Linked DNA regions of Homo sapiens: region 2 is linked to region 1. A link is an interaction called in ENCODE POLR2A ChIA-PET data of the cell type or tissue named here. Cell type or tissue: IMR-90. All regions are shown on one strand.

Region 1 (2,500 bases):
TCAAGTGAGCATCCCTATGGAGAGGCCCAAACAGCAAAGAACCAAAGCCTCTAGCCAGTAGCCAGTAGTCCTTCCAGCTCCAGTCAAACTTCATGATGATTGCATTCCTGCCTGAGGCTGACATTTGAGTCAGAACCATTGAGCTAACTACTCCTGGATTCCTGACTCTCAGAAACTATGTGAAATAATAGATCTTAAGCTATGTGTTTTAAGCTTACAAGTTTTGGATAATTGTTACACAGTAGACAACTAATTTGATACTGGCACTAGAGGTTGATTGATGCAGTAGACTGATTGTGTCCCCACAAAATTCCTATGTTGAAACTTAATCCCTAATGAGATGGTATTTGGACATGGGGCCTTTAGGAGGTGATCAAGTCATTAGGGTGTAGCTGTCATGAATAAGATTAGTGTCCTTGTAAGAGTCCTGAGAGAGCTTGTTTCGCCTTCCACTATGTGAGGATACAGCGAAAAGATGGCCATCTGTGAACCAGGAAGTGGGCCCTCACTGGACCCTGAATCTGCTGACACCTTCATCTTGGGCTTCCCAACCTCCTGAACTGTGAGAAATAAATTTATATTGTTTATAAGCCACCCATCTATGTTATTCTGATATAGCAGTTCAAATGAAGTAAGATAAGTGATGTCAACAATTTTTTTTTGAGCTAGGGTCTTGCTCTGTTGCCCAGGCTGGAGTGCAGTGATGCTATCACAGCTCACTGCAGACTTGACCTCCTGGGCTAAAGCAGTCTTCCCATATCAGTCTCCCAAGTAGCTGGGATTACAAGTGTGCACCACCACGCCCAGCTAATTCTTTTATTTCTTGTAGAGATATGGTCTTACTGTGTTGCCCAGGGTGGTCTCAAACTCCTAGGCTTAAGTGATCCTCCTGCTTGGCCTCCCAAAGTGCTGGGATTGCTTTGGGAACAATCCCATATGAGCCATGGTGCCCAGCAACAAATATTTTAAGTGGGCATGGCTTTGGAACTTCGTAGTGGATGAAAGGTGAATGGACATTGAAGACACTGTCAGTGTAAATCTAAAGTATCTTGGAGAAACTGTAGACTCATGTTTTTTTGGTGAGGTTGCCAGGAAGGGCTTAAAGGAAAATGGGAGAATCTTTTTAGAAACTGGAGGAAAGGGGATCCTTCTAATATAGTAGCATAAGCTTTATAATGCAACACTGTCACCTGTAGTAATGTAGAAACTAGAATGCACATAATGAACTGAGTACCGTAGCTAAGAAGATTTCCAACTAGACTTGAAGGTGCCACCTGGTTTGTGCCTAAAGAGTGACAGGAGCAAGTATGCTAAAGAAAGGATTGATAAACCTGAAGGTGCTGAGACTTGATAGTTTTGACCATGTCAGCCTCTCCAAACAGTAAATGATGCTAAATTAAGAAATGGCTTCTTCTAAGTGAAAGGGAGAAATAATAATTTTCCTCAACCTTCATAAGTTCGTAGTTGGGACAGACTCCTGCAGCAAAAAACAGATGAACAAGAGAGAAACAAACACGTATAGTAATGCTGCAGTGCAGTTCACATGAGAGAAAAGTAACTCAAGAGTGGCTTAGAGTGGTTTAGAATCCCAGCTCATAGAAAATCTTCAATAAAGAGCAATAAATTGGCTGGGCGCGGTGGCTCACTCCTGTAATCCCACCACTTTGGGAGGCCGAGGCAGGCAGATCACGAGGTCAGGGGAACGAGACCATCCTGGCTAACACGGTGAAACCCCGTCTCTACTAAAAATATAAAAATTAGCCGGGTGTGGTGGCAGGCGCCTGTAGTCCCAGCTACTCAGGATGCTGAGGCAGGAGAATGGCTTGAACCCGGGAGGCGGAGCTTGCAGTGAGCTGAGATCATGCCACTGCACTCCAGCCTGGACAACACAGCGAGACTCCGTCTCAAAAAAAAAAATATTTTAAAGAAGCATATTTTAGGGTGAAATATTCTGGTTTCCTTCTTGAACAAGGATCAGATAGATCCAAGGCATTGTCAGGAAAACTAAGGACAAAGTTGAGAGTGTGGCTGTAAAATCCTTTGTTAAAATTTAAGAAAGATCTAAGTTTCTGCCTCAGAGTACTTTTCAGTCACATAAAAGGGCCTCTAAAGAAAGACTAATGGTGTGACTGACCAATCCATTCAATCAAACAATAGCGCGTCCAAGAAACTTAAGGGGATGGTCCTTATCCTGCAGCCATTTCAGCAGAATCTCAAGGTAGAGGAGGGCTTATCTGAAAAAGATTTGTGCGTGTGGCTTTTGTTTAATGCAAAGAACCCCAGTGAGATTCCTAGGACCCCCACAAAGCTTTAAGAGGAATGTATTTTAAGGATCACTACTAGTTTGGATTAAAGGGGTCAGAGAGTACAAAATGAAAAGATGCCTTTGGACCCCCAAACTTCTACAAGTAGGAAGCATGATGAGAAAACTGCTTAGCAGAAAGCAAGTGCTACCTTTCATTAAAAAGAAAGAGTGTCTCAGAGGGCTGAACCTGGAAGA
Region 2 (2,500 bases), 160 kb after region 1:
TTTGTACAGCTCACAGGTTAAGAATGGGTTTTACATTTTAAAATAGTTGGACAAATCAAAAGAACATTTTGTGACACATCGAACTGTCAGAAATTCAAATTTCAGTATCCATAAATAAACCTTTATTGAAACACAGACACACCCATTCACTTATATAGTCTTTGGGTGCTTTCGTGTGGCAGAGTTGAGTAGCTGTGACAGACACCACACGGCCTGCAAAGTCTAAAATATTTATTATCTGGCCTTTTCAAGAAAAAGTTACCCAGCCTCTCACAGAGCCTCTAGGAATGCATTTGTGGAGTTACTGGTGTTGTGAAGTGTGATCCCAAAGCCCAGCGCTAAAACTATATACTCGAAGAGTCCTCCATGGTGCCATGGCTGTTTTTTAAAATCTTACAGGGAACAACTAATATTGCCTAGTTTTCTATCTGGAATAAATACCTCTTCCATGCATTAAAAATGTTCCTCTCCACAGACTGAGAATTCTTCTGAGAATCCATTCTAGGAAAATATTCTAAATACAGAGAAGAAATCTCATGCATGCACATTTAGTGCAGCATTCTTTAAAATAGCAAGCAAAGACGTTAAACAAACAAAAAACCCAAACCCAAAAACCTAAATGACCAAAATAGGGGAATGGTTGAATTAATTATGGTCCTCCTCATAATAAAACAGTTATCAAATATGTCCACAAAGAATTTATAACATGAAAAAATTCTTATGTGATGTTGGGATGGTGTCTGAAGGGCAATATTAACTTTTTAAAGCTTACAAAATTAAAGACAAAACAACAAACTAAATAGATCATTTTTCAATCAGTGTGACAGAGGAAAGGTTAGTAATGTTTAATATACAGAAAATATTTCAATTCATTAGAGCACATATGAATTGACAAGAATAAGGCCTAAAGAGAGACAAAAAGATACGAACAGACAATTTGTAAAAGAGAAAACATAACAGGATAACAAATGTGAAAAAATATTTTAATTTGTATTTGAAATTGAACGATGAGATGCCTTATACATAGTTAAGTACACAAATGTTCGTCAATTAATGAACAGTTTATAACAAAGAGACCCCTTTGCTAGTACTGCATGTAATTTCAGCTAGGAGAGATTTTTTTTTTGTGATTGTACCCAGAAGCAAATAGAAAGAGAGCCCACAGAGTGTTCTACCCTTCAAAATAATTGATGAACTAAAAAGTCTCAGTTAAACAAATAAACATTCTATCCACTCCCTGGTACTCCTGACTCACTGTGGCTTATGCTGCAAAGCAATTTTGAAGGCCTCAAACCTCATATCAGAGTGTTTCCTCCGGTTGCATTTCACCTTCCCTCTGTTCGAGTTCTCATAATCCATTTCCTAACCAGCAGTGATGGTAAACCTTTCATCTAGGCATCTTAGCTGCTTCCAGTAATCCTGATTCAAGAGGGGAAAAATCCTCTTTAGACAGACATTTGTGTATTAGTGGCAAATGCTAAAGCAGAGTTTCTCAAATTTTTTGATCTCAGGATTCCTTAACACTCTTAAAAATTATTGAGGACTCCAAAAAGCTTTTATTTATGTGGAATATATCTACTGATATTTACTGTACTTGAAAATTAAAACAAAATTTAAAATATTTATTAATTCATTAAAAATAACAATAATCTGTTATACATTAATATAAATAACATTAGCTTTATGAAAAAAACTATTTTCCAAAACAAAAATTTGTAAGAATGAGATTGTTTTAAATTTTTACAAATATCTTTAATATTTGGATTAATAGTAAAAGGAAAAACAATAGTTATCAGCAATATCACTGGAAAATTAAGAAGAGTGGAAGGACAAAACTGAGCAGCAGAATTCGTATAGACATTTAAATTTAAATTCTAAAAGCCCAATTGAGATTTTCAGGGAGGGTTTGTTCTGCCCTTTGGCCTCATGAATGAGTTTCATGAAGGGTTTCATGGATGGGCTTCAGTGGCCTATAAACTCTGTAAATTCCATTCTAATTTTTGCACATTTATTGTGTTCTGGTTAATTCCAGAAGACATTTCTAACATTTTTCTTACATCATATAATCAAAGTACTTAAATAAATTGACAATTATAAAAATAGATCAGTGAAATGCACCTTATACTTTAATAAAAAATGTTTTCAGAAATAGATAAGTGAAAGCTGAGTGTTTCTTTGATAGATTCCCCTGTACTATAGGAGTGATAATTGCAGCTATTGCAATAGTAGTAATTGTTAAATGGATACTAATGAATAGCATAGCATAGTGGGTAAGAGTTTATATAGCACAGGCTCTAGAATCAGATTAAGTAGGTTCAAATACCAGTTCTGCCAGTAACTGGCTTTAGAAACTTGGGCAAGTTAAATAATGTCTCCCAGCCTCAGTTTCCCTATTTGTAAAATGGGGGAAATAATGGTAGCTACCTCATAATTCATTATGAATTCAGTGAGTTAAACTTGAAAAGACTTATTACAGTAGCTGGCACATAAAGACTTGATA

What was found. ChIA-PET counts read pairs that join two places held together with the same protein. Peaks named below come from ENCODE experiments on the same cell type or tissue, not always from the same donor. Only the 100,000 strongest peaks of a DNase experiment are listed, where the experiment ranks them.
Region 2: POLR2A ChIA-PET joins it to region 1 with 12 read pairs; 2 of 35 experiments call an interaction of 5 or more read pairs at or near these places.

What each region holds. Positions count from the first base shown.
Region 1 is chr13:49,425,851-49,428,350 of GRCh38, reverse strand. All of the region lies in intron 3 of CAB39L (calcium binding protein 39 like), which reads left to right. Among named protein-coding and RNA genes, the nearest start is that of CAB39L, 17 kb to the left of the region's middle. In IMR-90, no CTCF peak of the experiment used is centred here; no DNase peak of the experiment used is centred here.
Region 2 is chr13:49,264,798-49,267,297 of GRCh38, reverse strand. All of the region lies in intron 4 of CDADC1 (cytidine and dCMP deaminase domain containing 1), which reads right to left. Among named protein-coding and RNA genes, the nearest start is that of CDADC1, 18 kb to the right of the region's middle. In IMR-90, no CTCF peak of the experiment used is centred here; a DNase peak (open chromatin) is centred at 1,257.